Linked DNA regions of Homo sapiens: region 2 is linked to region 1. Evidence: chromatin loops called from intact Hi-C (ENCODE). Cell type or tissue: heart left ventricle. All regions are shown on one strand. Links, peaks and the distances in the headings refer to the core of each region. The heading gives the core; the rest is flanking DNA.

Region 1 (5,380 bases), core at 258-5,257:
ATGTCCTTATGTGCTTTGTAACTTCTGTCTCATCCTCAGTGGGAATTATCTTATGTGGAGTCCTGTATATTCTCCAGGACATGAGGCCTCCCTCTGCTGTAGATTCTGCATTATAAAAGTCTCTTTTCTAGACCATCTTAAAAAAGAGATGGGATCTCATTATGATGCCCAGGCTAGCCTCAAACTCCTGGGCTTAAGTGATCCTCCTGTCTCAGTCTCCCAAGTAGCTGGGACTACAGGTGCATATTACTGTACCGTAGACCAATTTTTCTTTAGATTTAGGCTGTGGGCTTCTATTCCTGGTAAAAAGCATGAGAATTTGGGTTTTATACTAGCATATGCAAACTAGGTCCTCTAATTTATTTCATTAGCTCTCTTTCTTTTCCCCCCTACCCACACCTTGGGGTGGTCAGCCAGCTTCTCTGCTATAACTTTGAGTATGGAAAGAGTTTTTCTAATGGCATCATTCTTTCCAAAATTTCTGCGTAGATCCAGTTCTCTGTGATGAATAGGAACTGTGGCTTTGACTTGTGTTTCTATATGATATTAAAGCCCCTCTAAAGCAGTGCTTCTTACACTTCAATGTGCATATGAATCACCTGGGGAACTTGTTAAAATGAAGGTTCTGATTCATTAAGTCTGGGGTGGGGCCTGAGATTCTGCCTTTTTAACAAACTCCCAGGAGATCCCAATACTGCCGATGCAGGGACTGTGCTTGGAGTAGCAGAGTCCTCAAGCATATCTCTGGCCAGGTACTCCTGGGCTTCCATTGGCTCTACCTTCCACTCTGTTCTACATGTTACCTTTGTTTTTGACAACTGAAAGGTTTCCTCTCTTGAGGGTCCCTTCAACCTGAGACTCTGAATCCTAGATTCTTTCCAGTTCTAGTAAAACCCCAGTTACCTGGTATTTTAGGATGAAGTATGGCTGTGTGAGATAGAGAAAAGCCCCAAATAACAGAGGCTTAAACAAGGTGTCACATAAAAGTATTCATAGTTAGGAACTCTAGGGCTGTGTGGTTTGTCCACAATTGCCAAGGACCTAGGCTTCTTGCATTTTGCTGCTCTGTCATCCATGGTGAGCTACCTCATGGTTTAATGTGACTACAAGAGCTCCAGCCATCATATTCACCTTCCAACCAGCAGAAAGGACAGATTAAGAAAGGCAAATCTTAGAGGACACTTGCTGGAAGTTACAAATACCAGCCCCACTTCATTTCATTGCTAAAACTTAGTCACATGTTCACTCCTGATTGCAAAAGAGTCTGGGAAATGCAATATTTATTCTGGGTAGTCAGATGCTGAAAACTAGGGCTGCTTTTGCTAAGAAAGAGGGGAATTGGTAAGCAATAGTCTCTGCCATAACCAGAATGCAGTTTTCTAGAAACTTAAGGCATCTGCCTTAGCCATGGATCCAGAAGAGGATGGGTTGGTGGGAGCAGGAACAGATAGCCTCTTCATCTGCACAGTGGCAGCCATGGAGCTCTAGCAACCAGCAACCAAGAGACACAGAGGCCCACACACACAAAAAAGATAAATACTCAGAGAGGACAGTATGCCCTCTGTATTAGTCCGTTTTCACACTGCTGTAAAGAACTTTCCTGAGACTGGGTAATTTATAAAGGAAAGAGGTTTAATTGACTCATAGTTCCACATGGCTTGGGAGGCCTCAGGAATCTTACAATCATGGCAGAAGGGGAAGCAGACAATTTCTTCACAAGGTGGCAGGAGAGAGAAGAGCAGGGGAAACTGCCACTTATAAAACCATCAGATCTCGTGAGAACTCACAAGAACAGCATGGAGAAAACTGCCCCCATGATCCAGTCACCTCCCACCAGGTCCCTCCCTTGACATGTGGGAATTACAATTCGAGGTGAGATTTGGGTGAGGACACAGGGCCAAACCATGTCACCTCTGAGTAGTTTATTCCTTGAACAGAAGGAAAGCAGAATCGTGACTATATAGTGATAACTACAAAACCCTAGTGTTTTTCTTCAAGGTCTTGAGAAATTTTCCAGAAATAAACAGGCAAATTTCTCAAGAGCAGGCAACAAAAGAGAAAAGAGAATTGGAGAGCCCCAAAGAGTGAGAGCGGTGGAAAGAGGGCTGGCAGCAGACGTTCTGTGAGATGAGAGCAAAAGCAGTTTGGGTGAGTAGCAAAGCTGCCGAAGACCCGGATATTTCTCCTGGGGTATGTGCCCAGGACAGGGTAGAGGTGAGTGGAGGAGGATGGGGGTGGGAGCAAGAGAGTAGACCCACCAGTCACAGTGTCACCTTTCAGGACCTCTAAGACCTCAGTACCAGGCTGAAGGGGAACTGGCCAGGACAAGTCAGGGGTCTCAGGGTTGGGGAGAGAAGGCCAATTTTGGCATAGAGATACTTACATCAGCTTCAATGGTTAGGGCCCAACACAAAGATAGTGGTTTGTTGTGAATATCCCTAGTCCCCAAGTAAACGTTACACTTAGTAATATTACATAATGCATATTAGCAACTCAGAGAAGTCCTATAGTAAATAACCAAACAATGACTGGTTTTTCCCTAGAGATTTAAAATTATTTTTGATTATGGAATGCCCCTTTCATGGGGCATACCTTTTATCCCAGTGTTCCTCAGAGCACCCTCTAGAAAACCATGCCACAGACAGGTAAGCCAGTTGCCCAGAATAAACGCTACTATTTTTAGTACTAAATTCAGATGGAATTACCCCTGAGGGTACTGAAAACACTGTGATAGCACTGTGATGTGGCCCCACATATAACGATGCTTTTCGTGGGACTGTTTCTTGTAATGACATTTTAAAAAATGCTGATTGCGTCACACCAAAAACAGTTCAGCAACAGTAATTCTTCTGGGGCCGATATGATGTACTCCAGATATCCGTGTTTCCCTTGCTCTGGTGGGATCCTTGGACGGTGTTAGAAAATCTGGAAGAACAGATGAACTGCTTGTCCTTCAAGTGGTCTTCTCTGAAATAGTGTTATTTTTAAGCAGGGTTTTTACGTAAATATTTAGTAGTGGGGCATACAACTGTTCTCTCTAGATGAACTCGAAGGATGGTGTTCTTTGTTGCCATTTGAATACCACATCAATCAGTTGTGCCTATGACAATCAAGCTGGGGTGAGGTTGATATGCCTTTTGGAGCTGAGCCCTCCATCACTGTCCACCAGCAAGACAAGGATTCTCTTCTGAAGTTGCTTTGGTCCACTCCAGTGTGTAAATGAATGAGCAAATCAGGCCCCCAAAGTCTACCTCATTTAACATGGCTGAAGTAGTGCCCATGCCTCAGAATATTTAAGATTGGCATAATTAGACCCTTGCCACAGCCAAATACATTCTTGGCAAAGCACCCAAGAAGGCCTGGCTTTGGGCAGTGCTACTGTCAGGACCCCGTCCAAGACAAACTCCATGTTAGCGCCAAGTAACTGAATGAAGTAACTTGTATTGGGTCATTATTTATAAATCAGTTAAAATGTGGAGCCTATCAGAGAGAACATATTTAGTTTTAGGACAGATCTATGGGCTTTCCTTCTGAAAATAATTGGCTAACATGGCAAATTTATTTTCAGATCAGTTCTAATTTAAGATAATAAGACGTCATCTCTCTATACAAGAATGTCTGTCTTTTTGCTTTGCAGGGGAGGTCGGGATTGGCATCCAGGATGTCCAAAACATCATTAGGAGACAACCTAGAAAGAAATGATTCCAGAACACATCCCTGTAATATGTGTCTGGACATATTTTATAGTTAGAAGCCAAATGCTACTGACATGAATGATCATTGCTATTTTTCAGAACTGGTTCTGGCCAGACATTAATGGTCCAAGTTCTAAGTAGCGGCCTGAGTCAGGGTTCACTTCAGGTCAACAACTGTTGCACATCATCCAATATGCTCTTAGAGTTGAGTGTAATAGTAGTCTGAGGTGGGATAGCTGCATCTGAAGCTTGCATGCTCCTTGACGGGTAAGAATTTGACACTCTGCTGCAAAATGGATTTGATTTGGTAACAGTGCAAACCCAGGGTGGGGAAAGAACCCTTTATTAATGGCCTCCAGCACTTGCGTTCTGTCTTTCATCATGGAAGTAAAAACAATTTTCTATGTGTGTGTGTATGTGAGAAATAGATCCTCCCTAAAAGCCAATTCCTGGTGCTAGTGAAAGAATTAAAGAAGAGATATTTTGGATAAATTAGAGTGAAATATTACTCACATGTATGTACATATAGCAATTTAGTATATGATGTGGCATTGCCAATAAGTGGAGGAAAGAATAGGTTATTCCATAAATGAGATTGGGACTACTGGAAATTTAGAAAAAATGGTTGGCTTCCTATTTTCCCATATATAAAAATGCATTCCAGATGGAATAAAGTGCTAAATTTAAAAAACAACTTCAAAAGATCTGAAGAAAATATAGATGAATATTGCATTAATCTTGGAAGTAGCAAAGGAAACCACAAAAGAAATATTTGTTATTTTTGACTACAGAAAAATAAAAACTTCTGTACAAAAAGAAAAATACCACAAACAAAATTACAAGGCAAATGAGTATCTGGAAGAGAGCATTTGTAACATATATAACAGACAAAGGAATAATAACTACAAAATGAGTTTCTAGAAATGGACAGTTAAGACAACCAACCAGATTAAAACAGCAGACACAGAATAGCAATGGGCAAGTCATAGTAGAAATAGATAACTAGTGATTGGTGAACTGAAAGTTAACAATGAGATGTTTTCCTAATAACATATTGGTAAGAATTTAGGAAGGTTTAAAATATCCCATGAGTTGGGGACAATTCTTGGTAAAGAGTAAACTGACCCTGCCTCCAGGATGGCCACGCGGCAGAAGCTATAAAAAATGTCAATGTGCAAATCATCTAAAGCTAGGTATTAACTTAGAAATGTTGGTTTTAGTGAAGCACTCGTACAGGTGCCCAGGAGGCATGGGGAAGGATATATTTTGCAATGTTATATGAGAGGAAATGCAGAAACACCTGAAATACTCATCCATGGGGATAGATTTAAATAGGCATGGTTTGTCTCTCTGCACTTGAAAGAATGGGGGATACCCTGGCATAGAGATATCTGTGAGATATAAGAGGAAGTGCAAAGTGCAAGTTGCAGTAGCATACGCCTGGCATGACACCATGTAATACAGGTCTACAGGCACAGAACTGCAAAGACAAAGGTCTGTAAGAAACAGGTCACATTAACTGTATGTGTGTCCTTTCTTGGTAGGGAAGTATGGTGGTCTGGGGAAGATAATGGTCAATGGGAACTTTCTTCTACCTAGTTCTATGTTGTTTAACTTAACACACACGCACACATATACAAGAATGGATTCGTGTATTGCTTGTATGTTGTTTAACTTAAAACACA
Region 2 (5,380 bases), core at 204-5,203, 53 kb before region 1:
TTGGGGCTGTAGCCTAAAGAAAATGGTGACATGAGGGCATCTCAGCAGGTCCCGACCTGAGAAAATACTTCCGTTTACTCTATTTAATTTTATTTTGAGGCTGGGCATGGTGGCTCACACCTGTAATCCCAGCACTTTGGGAGGCTGCAGTGGGTGGATCACCTGAGGTCAGGAGTTCAAAACCAGCCTGACCAACATGGCGAAACCCTGTCTCTACTAAAAATGCAACAATTGGCTAGGGGTGGTGGCACATGCCTGTAATCCCAGCTACTTGGGAGGCTGAGGGAGGAGAATCACTTGAACCCAGGATGCAGAGGTTGCAGTGAGCCAAGATTGCTCCACTGCACTACAGCCTGGGCTACGAGAGCGAAACTCCCTCTCAAAAAAAAAAAAAAGAAAATTATTTTGACAAACACTTACTGAGCACTTATAATGAGACAATATGTTACGTAGGCCCTGGATGCATAAGGCAATGACCCCTTCTTTGAGGAGCTCATAGTTTTGGGGTGGTGGGGAAAACGGATACTTTCTAACTATGTAACCTTAGATAAGCTATTCAGAATCTCCAAGTCTCAGATTTGTCATCTGTAAAATGGGGATAATTATAGTACCTACGTCAGAGGGTTGTTGTAAGAATTACATAAATATGCCAGGCATGGTGGCTCACACTTGTAATCCTAGCACTTTGGGAGGCTGAGGTGGGAGGATCATGGGGTCAGGAACTCGAGACTAGCCTGACCAACATGGTGAAACCCCGTCTCTACTAAAAATACAAAAATTAGCCGGGCATGGTGGCACACACCTGGAATCCCAGCTACTCGGAAGGCTGAGGCAGGAGAATCGCTTGAACCTGGGAAGCAGAGGTTGCAGTGAGCCGAGATCACGCCATTGCACATTGCACTCCAGCCTGGGTGACAGAATGAGACTCCACCTCAAAAAAAAAAAAAAAAAAAAAAGAATTACATAATATACTCTATTTAAAGCGTGGTGTGCGCTGAAAGTGCAGGTATAGAAACAAAGATTTGCAATGTACTGAGATATATGTCAAAATAAAGGGGGACAAAGTATGATGGAAGGAGAGAAGAGTAATTAATTTGTCCTAGAGGGAAGAGGGGGTAGCAGAGAAGAGGTGAATTTTGTCCTGAGATTTCAAAGGCAAGCAGAAATAGCAGATCGTCTGTGGAAAGACAGAATTTAGTGTGTCTGGAAAACAGAGCAGACTGTGGTGGCTGGAGCACAAGGCTGAAGGTGAGAGTTGAGGCAGCTTGGGAAGGGGCTGTGGTGCATCAGGTTGCAGGGCAGGACTCAGGCAAGAGTCTCCCAGCCAGGCTTAGAGATGAGGCTTTAACTTGCAAATGCCCAGGAGGAGGACTCCAGGCTCTATGGTGCAAAATGCTTGGCAGAATAGGGCTCAGAGGGGAGGTTGGTGCCTAAAGAGATACTTTCACCCCTCTCAAAAATCTGCTCCGGGTGGGCCCTACTACTTAGTTCCTCAAGGAATTTCAGTGAAGCCAGATCATCAGAATCTGCACTTGCCAATAAACCAGCAGTTCCCCTTGCTCGGAAATATCCCAGAAATCTCATCCATCGCTGACCAATGAATGTCTGCTTGGGGAAATTCAAAGTCCTTAGGGTCAACAACGTGCTTCCTAGCTGGTGCGTCTGATCCCAGAAAGAAGTCTCCACAGGAGTCTTGGGCAGGCTCTGGGCTCTGTGTGTGCAAACAGCTGCTTTGGTTTAAATATTAATAATGCAAAATGAAATGTGTGGGGTGCCCGGCGCACCAGAGCCCAGCCAGTGTGCGTTGATCTAATGTCCTCTGCACTTGGGTTTGGAAAAATGTGGTCAGTGAATTTAATATAATTTTTGGCAAAGGGAAGATGACAGTTAACTTCTCTCCCCAGTCTCGCTAATGTGGGTTTTCTCCCTGAAAAGCAGAGGACGGAGAGTGGTTTCTCCCAGGGTGCCAGCAGGCCTGCTGCCCAGATTCTGTCATGGCCCCTCGGCTCTGCCACCTTGACACTGGCAGAGGGCTTTGGGGGCCACAGAGCATCCCACGGAGGGGGAATTGGAGAAGTAGCTAGACTTGTTCAGGACCCAGCAGGGCCTGGGTGGGGCTGAAATCCTAGTTCCTGCTGGCTCGGGCTCCTCCCTCCAGAACATTCTCTCCCCATTTCGTGCCTGCTTCTTGGATTGCCCCTTCCTGCTGTTCATTAGCAGAGCTCATGGGGAGAATGTTGGTGCCACTGGGCTGTCTGTCACAGGGCTGCCGAGATTGGACAAATGAATCAAGGTCTCCACAGCCCTCATGTCAGACCCTAAGCGCTTTGCCTCCCTCAATCCCACTGCATTTTTTAACCCTGGGGAGGCTCTGACTTGGCTGCTGTGAACAGTTTCCCCTCCATTCCTCCTGCACCAGCCATCGCCACAGATTGTGGCCTCTTCCTCTTCTCCAACATCCCAGGCCCCGGAGTTTCTCTCGCCAAATGCCGCAAGTCTCAATTGGCTTCTTGAGAAGCTCATAAATGCTTGGTGACATCACGGTCCCCAAGTTGGGGAGCAAGAGTGCATCAGAGGCCAACATTTCTGAGGAGGAGAAGTCACAGGCTCTGGGATTGCCTAACAAAGGCACCCTGTGTGAGCGTGGTCACAGTACCACTGTTGCCGCCACCACAGAACTGGAACCGAGATGGCCAGGGCTTCCCCAAAGTCTGTCTCTGGTTTTATGCAACCCAGTAATGTTCCCCACTAAAGGCCTGAGCAGATCATCCTGCAGTGAGGGCCAGGAGGCCCTGCTGGTGCTCTTGCTGTGGCCCACTCTGGGGGGTCCCCCAGGCTGCTGGGAGAAAACAGTTACCCCAGGGCTCCTCAGGGGTAAGGAGTGGACAGGAGGCAACAGAGAAGCAGCCGTGCCCAGGGTGGGTGGAAGCTGCACGCACCCAGCTCTGGGGCTCCAGCTGTGCCCCAGGCTCCAGCTCTCCTACCCGCCCCCCTTGGCGTCCGGCCCTTGGGGAAGCTGAGAGAAAGTCTCGCCTGTTCTGGATGCCGCAGGCAGGATCGGCCACAGTGATCTCCTTCATGTGTCACCGCTGGCTGTAAGCGCTGTGTTTGGTTTGGCAAAACAGCTATTTAAATAGCAGTGAAATGTGTCACTGGAAAAAAAATTAGCTCATGTTTCCTTTGCCATTTCTTCATGATTTCCATTAAAAGTGTAACCAAGGGTAATAAATTAACAAGATCTGTAAAAGAGACCATAGGAAACCATGGATCCAGAATTCCCATAAACTTCTAACCCATGGAGCTAAAAAGCAAGGCTACTTGGGGGAAGGGGAATTGGATCACCCATACTTCAGTTTTCTTTGTGTCTGATTCCTACTCCTTGCCCCTCCCAGCCCCCCGAAATATGAAAGGAAAGCCTCCACTTCTTTCAGGGGTTACTGTGGTTATCAGGGGTAAAATTCTTCACTTGGAAACCCCAAAACCTGGGGGCATTGCTTGGCACTTCCTGTTTCATAAGAAAAGCAAGAAAAACCAAACAAAAATGCTACCTCCCTACCAAGATATAATCCTCTTTCTCCATGTTGTGTCTGACCCGGTCCTAACCAGAGTCCAGTTCTTGAATTCTCAACTCTCTGTGGCAATCAGCCCTTTTCCCAGGGTGCTTGATGCCAGATTGCAGCTCAGCGTTGCAGACAGGAACACTGAGGTCAAAGGAAAATGTTTGCCTTTGACACAAAATCCAGTATCAATGGATGGATGAGGAGCTGCAATCCTCACCAGTGCTGCCATCCCCACTCTCTCTCCTCTGTCTCCCATTTCTCTCTCTCTCCCCTTGTCTCCACAATACTTGTTGTGCTGGGCTGGCACACAGGATCACAGTAGGGACCTGAGAGTCTTTCTGCAGATAGTAGGGTAAAACAGCTGCCACCAAGGAAGGTGGCCCTGAGGAATGTGTTTGTTGTGACAGACAGTGGAGGAGCCAAGGGAGTGTAACTGTTCCTTGGCTCCCCATTGAGTGTGGGAGCAGTGCCTTACCCAAGGGTTGGGAGCATGGGGGATAGGACTGGAGGGCGTGTTAGTGTTGCACCCAAGACTGAGAAAGGGCAGACGGCCAGAAGAGTGTGCCCAGTGTTACACGCGGGGCTAGAGGAGTGGGGGAGAGGACTGGAGGACTGTGTTTAACACAATGCCCAGAGGCTGGGGGAGTAAGGAACAGGACTAGGAGTGTGTTTAGCATTATACCTAGAGGCTGGGGAGGTAGGGGTCATGATTGAGTGTATTCAGTGTCACACACAGAGACTAGGGAATGGGCGAGAAGACTGGGGGAGTGTGTTCAGTGTCACACAGGACTGGGGGAGGGGGACAGGACTGGGAGTGTGTTGAGTGTTACACCCAGGGGCTAGGGAAGTGGGGGACAGGATTGGAGAGTGTGTCAGTGCACCTGGGGTTTGAGGAGTAGAGGAGAGACCTGGGGGAGTGTGAGTGTCACACACAGGGCTTGGGGAGCAGAGGAGAGGATCAGGGTAAGTGTTCAGGGACTGCACTGGGGGAGTATGTTAGTGGACCACACAGAGTCAGGATAGAGGGTCTGGCAGGAGTGAAGGGAAGGCAAATGGAAACCAATTCATCTGTTTTTGCCTCTGGTTCTCTGTGGCTGTTATCACTCTGTTCTTCATGGTCTGTTGTCCCGCTGTCCTTCCTCAATTATCCCTTTCATGAACCTCTCAACCCACCTTTATTAGTTCAATGTGATGCATCCATTTGTCTCCTGTTAGGTGGAAGATGGCCTGAGAAAGGGGAGGTTTGTGCTGTTTTTGAAACCCCCGGTCATCCAAGCCCCAGGACATCCTCTCTTTCTGGATCCCAACTCCTCTTGCACAGGAGACCCTGGACTAAGACGGAGGTTTGTGCAGGCCATGTCTTGCTTTTTTTCCTAGAAGGCAGTGGTGTGGAATGTGGAGGCTCAGGAAACTCTTCATCATAATGAAATTAGAGAGGGATTTGAAATCAATGTCTTCCTCCACTGATTTCCATTGGCATCTCCTTCTTTTGCCCCCAGTTCCTGAACCTTTCATTCTGTCCTCACAAACACCATCCTCCATTGTCAGTTTTACCAGCCTCTTTTCCCTAGGAGTATCTGGCTTTGTTTGCTCATCTCTGTCTATGACACCCAAGGGACTAGCTCCTTGATAGGTCAAGGGTATGCAGCCCTCCCAAACTCCCTCTGGGATCTTGGACCCCAGAGGGAGCCCTTCCCTTTCAGCCCCAGGCTGAGGGCACTGCAGAGGCACCTGCTGTAATGAAAGAGAAACATCTGCTTGTTTTGTTTACATTTCATCCAGATGTTTGGGTGCCATATAGATGCAGCCTGTGGGTTGTC

The links. Hi-C counts contacts between places; a loop is a spot of excess contacts. Peaks named below come from ENCODE experiments on the same cell type or tissue, not always from the same donor. Only the 100,000 strongest peaks of a DNase experiment are listed, where the experiment ranks them.
Region 2: it touches region 1 in a loop (4-fold over the local background); 5 of 110 quality-filtered maps call a loop at or near these places.

Annotation. Positions count from the first base shown.
Region 1 is chr2:41,910,977-41,916,356 of GRCh38, reverse strand. No RefSeq gene overlaps it. Among named protein-coding and RNA genes, the nearest start is that of LINC01914, 20 kb to the left of the region's middle. In heart left ventricle, for the core only: no CTCF peak of the experiment used is centred there; no DNase peak of the experiment used is centred there; H3K27ac peaks cover 655 bases.
Region 2 is chr2:41,964,335-41,969,714 of GRCh38, reverse strand. No RefSeq gene overlaps it. Among named protein-coding and RNA genes, the nearest start is that of LINC02898, 13 kb to the right of the region's middle. RefSeq lists a silencer at 1,432-1,726 and enhancers at 2,574-2,623, 2,734-2,793, 1,055-5,380. In heart left ventricle, for the core only: no CTCF peak of the experiment used is centred there; DNase peaks (open chromatin) are centred at 2,679 and 3,014; H3K27ac peaks cover 3,972 bases.